3 separate regions of the Homo sapiens genome follow, and regions 1 and 2 are each linked to region 3. A link is a contact called in ENCODE Hi-C or POLR2A ChIA-PET data. All regions are on one chromosome and are shown on one strand. The core of a region is the stretch at or near the end of the contact, and the rest is flanking DNA. Distances in the headings are between cores, read along the strand shown. Region 1 holds the start of RRAD (RRAD, Ras related glycolysis inhibitor and calcium channel regulator). Region 2 overlaps LOC107984881 (a long non-coding RNA gene). Region 3 holds the start of CMTM4 (CKLF like MARVEL transmembrane domain containing 4).

The links. Hi-C counts contacts between places; a loop is a spot of excess contacts on that map. ChIA-PET counts read pairs that join two places held with the same protein, here RNA polymerase II (POLR2A). Pooled maps may share reads with other maps.
Region 1: a map of ascending aorta shows a loop between it and region 3 (4-fold over the local background). The contact joins the promoter of RRAD here to the promoter of CMTM4 in region 3. A Hi-C loop is called at or near these places in 1 of 168 maps with a recorded cell type or tissue (ascending aorta) and 7 of 50 pooled maps. POLR2A ChIA-PET finds 5 or more read pairs at or near these places in 1 of 52 experiments (activated T-cell).
Region 2: a loop to region 3 is called in a map of CD8-positive, alpha-beta T cell, with 19 times the contacts of the local background. The contact joins the enhancer-like site here to the promoter of CMTM4 in region 3. A Hi-C loop is called at or near these places in 1 of 168 maps with a recorded cell type or tissue (CD8-positive, alpha-beta T cell) and 6 of 50 pooled maps. POLR2A ChIA-PET finds 5 or more read pairs at or near these places in 1 of 52 experiments (activated T-cell).

Annotation. Positions count from the first base shown.
Region 1 is chr16:66,924,066-66,926,875 of GRCh38, forward strand. RRAD (RRAD, Ras related glycolysis inhibitor and calcium channel regulator) reads right to left here and starts at 1,470. Exons shown (of 5, transcript NM_004165.3): 1 at 1,344-1,470; 2 at 745-1,129. The coding sequence starts at 1,114. RefSeq lists silencers at 835-1,274, 1,405-1,464.
Region 2 is chr16:66,946,421-66,949,120 of GRCh38, forward strand. It overlaps LOC107984881 (a long non-coding RNA gene), which reads right to left. Exons shown (of 4, transcript XR_007065090.1): 4 at 2,460-2,511. Among named protein-coding and RNA genes, the nearest start is that of CES2, 12 kb to the left of the region's middle. Within about 2 kb of position 1,383, at least 7 of the 41 ENCODE cell types and tissues checked have a DNase peak (open chromatin) inside an H3K27ac peak, as active enhancers do.
Region 3 is chr16:66,695,440-66,698,139 of GRCh38, forward strand. It overlaps CMTM4 (CKLF like MARVEL transmembrane domain containing 4), which reads right to left and starts at 1,304. Exons shown (of 4, transcript NM_181521.3): 1 at 901-1,304. The coding sequence starts at 1,086. RefSeq lists an enhancer at 507-1,346 and silencers at 817-1,106, 1,197-1,536, 1,777-1,836, 1,867-1,946.

The DNA.
Region 1 (2,810 bases), core at 220-2,719, 230 kb after region 3:
AGTGCCAGGCAGGGAAGTGGGGGCTGGAGGGCATGGTGTGCCTGACCTCCACCCACATGCCCCCCCTGGGGACCTTGGCCACCTAGGGCTCCTCTCTTAGAAATCCCTCTGGTTAGAAACTCTGACCTGTCCCTGATAGGCAGGGAGGGATGTCCAGTCCCATCCCACAGAGTAGCCATATCTATGCCCTGGCCTTCTACTCTGGGCATTTCTTCCCTACCAAAGGCTGGGGGGTGTCCCTTCTCCTTTCCTTTCCCCATTTATGAAGTGGGTAGGTAGAGGCATGATTCTGAAAGCGCCAATAGAATTCCACAGTATTGGCCAGGTGCGGTGGCTCACGCCTGTAATCCCAGCACTTTGGGAAGCCAAGGTGGGCGGATCACGAGGTCAGAAATTCCAGACCAGCCTGGCCAACATGGTGAAACCCCAACTCTACTAAAAACACAAATATTAGCCGGGCGTGGTAGCAGGCGCCTGTAATCCTAGCTACTCTGGAGGCTGAGGCAGGAGAATCCCTTGAAACCTGAAGGCGGAGGTTGCAGTGAGCCTAGATCGAGGCCACTGCACTCCAGCCTGGGAAAAAGAGCGAAACTCTGTCTCAAAATAATAATAAAATAATAATAATAATAATAATAACAACAACAACAACTATAATTCCACGGTATTTGCGGCTTTGAGTACCGGTCTCAGCCCCTAGTCCTAGCCCCGGGATCGCCCCTCCCCTGAACAGCTGGGTCCCCTCACCTGCTGCCTCTGCTTCAGGCCCGTCCTCCACACCGCCGAAGATGCGCGCCAGGGCGCTCTTGCCCACGCCGGGCGCCCCCAGCAGCAGCACCTTGTAAACGCTCTCGTCTGAGTCGCTGCCCCCTGAGCTGAGCGAGTCCTCGGAGTCCTCGGGCCAGTCCAGCCTGGGACCCTGGGTCCCCGTCCCGGCCGCGGCCGCCGTCAGGGCACCCGGGGTCAGCGCCGCCTGCAGGTCGCGCTCGTCCACCGGCATGCTGCGGCGGTGCAGCGGCGGGGCGGGGCCCCAGGGTGTGCTGCCCCGACGGCGCTCGCGCTCCTGGCCCCCACCGCGGCTCCCGCCCGCTCCGCTGCCGCCGCCGTTCAGGGTCATCGCGTCCGGGACCGTCTAGGGGATCAGGAACCCGAGTGGCCGTGTAAGCCGCGAGGGAGGCGGGACCCGGGGCGCACCTGCCCAACCCGGAGTCAGGCGGGATGCTCCGGCCGAGGTCCCGCCGCAGCCCTCCCCCAGCCCCCAGGTCGCGGCGCCCTCACCCGGGACCCCTCCGGACCTGGCGCATCCATCTGCAGCCGCCCCGACCCCGCTCCGCCAGGACACTCACCCACTCGCACACAGACACGCTCAGGACTAGGATCCGGATTAGGAGGCCACGCACTCGTAGTCCGGACTCGGACTTTAGGGTTTCCGCCGCCGCTGCTGCTGCAGCCACCGCCTTCTCAGCCCGCACTGGGCTCTGGCTCCAGAGCCGCCTATTTAAGCCTCCACCCGCCCCCGCTCCCGCCCCCGGTCCACGCTGCTGCGGGGGCTGACGTGTCTGTCCACCCCCACCAGGGGAATCCCCCACCCTCTTCCTCGGACCTTACATCCCCGACACCCCGCCCTACCCGCCAGGGGAGTAGCGGTAGCTGTCTGGGAATAGAGGGGCTGACCGGTAGGCGAGGTCCGGAGCTGAGGGTGTGTGTGAGAAGGAGAGAGAGAGCGAGGTTGCGGGGGGAGTACGTGATGGGGAGGCAGGCAGCGGGGTAAACCCAATCAGCCAAAAGCAGCAACTGCCCTCTGGAGAAGAATTCGGTCTGGCCCCGTGAGACTGAATTCTCCCTTTCCTCTCCCCAAGTCCCGGCTCGTCCTTTTAGCAAGTAAGCTAGTTACAGGCTGGACAGAGATCCCCCTTCTCTGCCCATGACACCCACTCCCCATAGGCTCAGGTCTGAGCTAGAATTTAGGGGGTGTCCTAAATTCACACAAAATCCTTTCCACTCCCCATCCTGGAGTTGAAGATTCTCCCTAATGAGCCTAACCTTCAGTGTGAGGGTTGGTGTCACCCCATGAGCCCCTGGGGGCCCTGAGAGGGCTGTTGGGGGTGGGGGCAGCTCTGACAGAGTTGCAGGTGGAGATGCCTGCTTGAACCCTGGGGAGGATACCCCAGCCCAGAAGAGGGAAGGGATTAAACTCAGTCCCCATCCCACCTCCCAGCACCCACCAGGCAGCTGCCAGCAACTCTGCTAAAAATAAATAATCTGCCCCAGCCCTGGCCCTGGCCGTGGCTCTGGTTATTCTGCTCCTGGACTGGAAGTTGCCCAGAGTTGGGGAAATCCAGGCCAATGGGTGTTGAATGCCAGCAGGAGCCAGCCACTTCGAGTCGTCAAGGTCTCCCTTCTTCCCTCTAGCTGTAGGCTGAGCCAGCCACCCAGGGCACATCCAGGGCCTGGAGGTTCAGGCCCCCACCCAAAAGGGGCATAAACACAGGGTGTGGTCAAGGCATGAGGAGTGTCTTAGCTCCCTGCTCATCTCTCAGGGGTCTGAGGGTTGCAGGTCAGGCTGTGAGGTATTTTGTGACAGGGACCTGCTATCAGACTGTGACATCTGATTGTGACAAGTGTGGTGGGGGTGGGAGGGCATCCATTTGGGGCTCAGGTGACATCACAGATGGATGGACCCTGGTGGGCTGTGGTAGGTTGTCATGGAGACCTGGGCCAGGCTCTTTGGCTGCTGCATCAGTTTCCTTGGCAACGCCTAAGAAGGCCTTGGATTGAGGAGGGCCTGGCTCGGTAAGATTAGGGCCCTCTTG
Region 2 (2,700 bases), core at 133-2,632, 250 kb after region 3:
ACCTGAGGTCAGGAGTTCAAGACCAGCCTGGCCAACATAGTGAAACCCCATCTCTACTAAAATACAAAAATTAGACGGGTGTGGTGGCAGGTGTCTGTAATCCCAGCTACTCAGGAGGCTAAGGTAAGAGAATCACTTGAACCTGGGAGGCAGAGGTTGCAGTGAGCTGAGATCACAGCACTATACTCCAGCCTGGGCGACAGCACGAGACATTATCTCAAAAATAAAAAATAAAACAAGCCACCCACCCAACTATCGATGTCCTGCAGAGGTGCCTAACCCCACTTTTGTCAGAAGCCAGACCGGGCTTGTCCATAGGCCCCTGAGCCTGGGCCTCCTGCACAGTGGCCAGGAAAGCCAAGCTGCTTCCTCAGTCGCCCGTCTCCTGAAGGTTGCTCTTCTTCTCAGTGGTTCTACAGACACTGTAAGGCCCATACTCACAGGATATTAGCACACCTGCTAAGAGATTCCTGTCCGCTGGCTACCAGGGGCCTCTCCATCCAGGGAAATGTCCTCTCACGTTTCAGAATTTCCCTGCCAACCTTTCAACCCCCTGAGCATCCCCAAATTCACCATGTGTGTCCACACGATTACTTTTCCTACTTACCTCATTGTTGTCCCTAGACTTTTCTCCTTCCCCGCTCTGCAAAAAACCTCATATTTTATCTCAGTGTGCAAAGGTGGCCAATTGTGTTCAATCGGCCTCTTGGTTTCACCAAAGTATATTCTCTCTGTCATTAAGAGGCTATATTTCTGTCCCATAAACCCTAATAATCCCCTTATGCCCCTACTGCTGATCAACTTGCCTCTCAGGGCACCCGTTTTCCATGGGGAAAGTCTCCCTTCTTTCCAGCCAGGGCCCGTAAGTCCAATTACAGAGCCTTTTGAAGTTTGGGGTGAAAGACCAGGACACCCACATTGCCCATTTTGGCCACCAGGTGGCAGACAAGGATAATATTAAGCCTGGAATGACTTGAACTTGAGAGAGGGAGGAGACTTTCCTTTCAATGAACACTGATTGGTGCATAATGTTCCCACTACATTCTGAAAGCGTTTATTGTGCACCAGCTGCATGCATGCCTCTGTATGTTTTTCAGTTCTGCAGATGTACAATATACCTTCCCAAAGTCAGTTCCCAGGATTACTGTTTAGACTTAATAGTTCTTTTTTTAACAGCTTTATTGTGAAATAACTTACAATTTACCCCCTGCTCCCCCTTTTTTTTTTGAGACAAGGTCTAGTCCTGTCACCCAGGCTAGAATGCAGTAGTGCAATCACAGATCACTGCAGCCTCCACCTCCGGGCTTCAGACACTGTAAGGCCCATAGTTACAGGACCATAGTACACTCCCGTTCCCAGACCAGTTGGTCGCCTCTGGCCTGGCAGGGCTCCCAGTGTCTCGGGACCTCCAGGTGACGCGCCTGCCTCCCCTGCTGCAACAGAGGCCTGGGAGTGCCGGGTCCCCATCGCTCGGAGCGGCAGGCGCTCGTGAAATGTTCGTCAAGAGGATAAATGACCATGGCCCTGGTCTCCGCGGGAGGTGAGGAAACTGAAAGCCACCGAGGAAAAGGGGGGCGCTCCTTAAGAAGTGCCGCGGTCACGTGTACGTTTCAAAAGAATGGCGTGACTGAGTAGGGAGGGGACCGCGGAGACCCTCAGACCCTGGACTGTAAGGAGATGAGGGGCCGTGAAGGGGAACCCAGGAAACTGAGTCCTGAAAGCAAGGAGGAGCTTCCAGAATGAAGGGCGCCGTCACGCCTCCCTGCCTTTGCTCAAGCGGTTCCTTCACCCCGATCAAGTTCCTTCCCATTTCTCCAACTGTGGGGATCCTGAACGTGCACCTCCTCAGAGAAGCCCTCTTGGGATCTCCAATTCTAGTTTATTGCCCCCTCCTATCGATCCCCCAGCGCGCTCATCGGGCCTGTGGACAACGACAGGTTTGAGGAGAGGATTCTCTGGATCGCGGAGGACTACAGAAGCCGCGCAGCCCCTTCTGAGGATGCCAAAGGGGCCCGGGCAGAAGGGAAGTGGCCGTGCCCGGGCCTGCCTACCACTAGATCCCCACCCACCTATGACTGTTCAGTCCTGCTCTCCTACCAACCCACCTTTCCCGGCCCAAGTCAGCGCACCCCGCCGACTCCCTGCCCAGTCCAAACTCCGAGGCTGGGCAAGGCACTGGATCCACGGCTGGACCGACCCGGGGCAGCCTCTGGGTGAACAGCAGCGTGTCCGTCGGCAGAGAACCGAGACCAGCGAGCCGACCATGCGGCTGCACAGACTTCACGCGCGGCCGAGCGCGGTGGCCTGTGGGCTCCTGCTGCTTCTCCTCCAGGGTCACTATGAGGCTCCCGCGGAGGGGTGACAGGGACCGGGCTCAGATCTGCCAAATGCTGCGGAGGCAGAACCTGACAGTGCGGGAGGGCAGGCGCCTGGGAGGTAGGAGCTGGTGGAGATGACAGCGTGGAACTCGTGAGCCCCACGCAACGCCTCCCTGCCGCCCAGGGTGGGCTCCTAGAAGCACAGAAATGGTCGGGCTGCGGGACACCACAGCGAGGAACCAGCGGAGTACAGGGGCCCCAGGAGCGCCGGGACATGCCAGGCCGGGTAGACAGCCTCGGGTCGGAGTGAGTGAGGGATTGGGGTGTGGGGATTCAGTCCATTTCCCTCTTACGATTGTGGCTGTAGCCTGTGCTGCCGGCC
Region 3 (2,700 bases), core at 54-2,553:
ACAGAGAATGTTGGGGGGACACACGGGTTTTTCTGAATTAGAGCATGCCCACAACAGAGCTAAGCAATTGCCCGCAGAGGCATGTTACAAAACCACAAAGCAGGAACAGAGCTGAGAGGCCCCTGCCCAGAACACCCTGGAAGCTAAAACACAGGACCCTGAGAAATGAGCTCTACTACAGACAAGTCCAACAGAAAGTTCTCTGTTTCTGCTACCTCCAAAACTGGCTGCCCTCCCAGATTTAACTCTGGGTACCAATTGGGCAGTGCCAGCCACCGTGCTGGGCGGTGGATTCCGGGATGCCAAGTCTGTCTTCTTGGTTAGAAGGACACAAACCTCTGCAGTGTAGAGAATTGTGGGCATATCTGGGCTCCTCCACTGCATCAGGGCTACCTGCCTCCATCCAGCAAATACTTACTAAGCGCCTACCATATACGCCTGGCACCCAGCTAGACATCAAGTGGGAACCAAACCACAGTCCCTCGTCTCCGCAGGCAGAAACAGGCACCGTCCGGAGGTTGCGCGGGCCGGGAAAACCTGCCACAGGTTGCTAAGACCAGCTGTACCCAGGAGACAGCAGGATTCCCAGCAGCACCCAGCCCAGTAACGCCACAGACTCCCGGGAGCGAGGGCGGAGCGGACAGGTAGGCCCGAAGGCAGGTGCTCAGGTAGGAGGCGCACACCTGAGGCTGCCGGCCTGGGAAGGGCAGGCTCTGGCCGAAGGCGGGGTCCCCAGAGAAGGCTGCAGAGTGGTCCCGGGACCCCACGAGGGAGAGGGGGCGCGAGGAGCGGGCTCCGGCCTGGGCAAGCGGGTACGCGGCGGAGGCCCCGCAGCGGGGCGGGGAGGGAGGCGTGCGGCTAGGCCGCCCTCGGGCACCTGGGGCCCCGCCCGGCACCTACCACTTGGGCGACCTTGAGGCGGCCGAGCGCGCCGCGCAGGTAGTCGGGGTCGCAGCGCAGGCCGGCCAGCCCGCGGCGCTGGCTCACCGGCTCGGTGGTGGGCTGGTACGGGCTGCTGGCGCCCGAGATCATGGAGGTGCTCGAGGCCTCGCCCTCGAAGCCGTCCAGCTCCTCGCCGCTCCGCATGCTGCCGCCCGGCCCGGGCCGCCTCGCGCGGCTGGCTCCCGGCGCCAGGAGCGGGCGGACTCAGCGGGGCCGCCGCATCGCCGCCGCCGCCGCCGCCGCCGCCGCCCGACTGACTGCCCGCGGCCCGCCCGCCGCCGCCGCCTCTCGCCCGCCGCCCGGCTGCGGCTGCGGCTCGGTCCGCTCGGGCTCGGCTCCCGCCGCCTCGGCAGCGGAAAGGGAGGGAGGTGGGAGCCAGGAGAGGGAAGGAGGCGGGAGCGGGCGCGCCGGGCCGGGAGAGGCGGAGCCAGGCCGCAGCCGGCCGCTCGGAGGCGCTCCGCGGCTCGAGCGAGGTGGAGGCGGCGGCGCCGCGGGCCTCGGGGAGGGGCGGGGCGAGGCGGGGCGCCGGCTCCTCAGGCCCCGCCCTGGCCCCGCCCCCACCTGCGCCTAGAGCCGGGGCGGGAGCCGCTGGTGGGCGCTGGCGATCCCGGCACGCGGGGCGATGGGGTTCAGGCAGCGGGGTCTTGGGGCTGAGGAAAGGGTCGAGGTGGACCTGGAGGCCATGGAGTTGCTTTCCCAGACGCTGCCTCAGGTTCTCCTTTGAAGAAAGTGGGGTCCTCGACGCATAGGGTGGGGAGCTTCTCGGTAAAGACAGAGACGGGCTGCGCCACCCGGGTGCCGGGAACGGTGCGTGGCCAGGGTGGGCTTGACTCAGACTATTGGGCCGACGAGAGGTGGGTAAGTGCCTGTGTTCTCACGCTGGGCGCCTGGAACAAACCGGTTCCGAGGCCAGGGGCGGGCGGGGCAGGGTGAGGAGCCGCCCCACTGCAGGTTGTCCCCGCCGGCCTGACCCAGGCGACTGACATGTTCCTCTCCTCTCAGCTGAAAAGCTTTGCTAGCTCTGTCTACGCATAAAGTAAGGTTAAACACAGATTTTGCCCCGAAGGGCATTAATTAGGGACCAATTTACAATTCAAGTGTGAAGGCTAATTTTAAGCTAAGTAAAACACTGACTAAGAAGTGTCGCTTTGATATTGAACCCTTCCACAACCACAAATACCGAGAGCTTGCCATGTTCTAGGCACTGAGCAAGGCGCTTGAAGAACGTATCGTTGTTATTTCTATTTTACAGAAGAAGAGACTAAGGCTGCAGACTGGAAGTAGCTTGTCCAAGGTCACACAGTTCATTGGTGGGCAGAGCCCAGGTTCCTACTTTTTCTTTTTTTAAAAAAAAGTTATTTATTATTTTCATCATCATTATTTTTGTAGAGATAGGGCCTCACTGTGTTGCCCAGGCTGATCTCGAACTCCCGGGCTCAGGGGATCCTCCTGCCTCAGCCTCCCAAATTGCTGGGATTACAGGTGTGACTGACCATGCCCAGCCCTCAACTTTTTCAAAGATAGGAAGGACAGTGACTCTAATACTGTTGTCCTTCTGTATGGGGGCAAGAGAGGGAGCTTGTTTTCAGGACCCCCTCAAATACCAAAATCTGAAGATGCTCTCAAATCCTTTATATAAAATGGTGTAGTATTTACATATAACCTACACACATCTTCTCGTATACTTTAAATAATTGTTCTACTGTATTACTTTTTATCTATATTTTTGTGTGTGCGTGTGTGTGTTGTTTGGGGGTT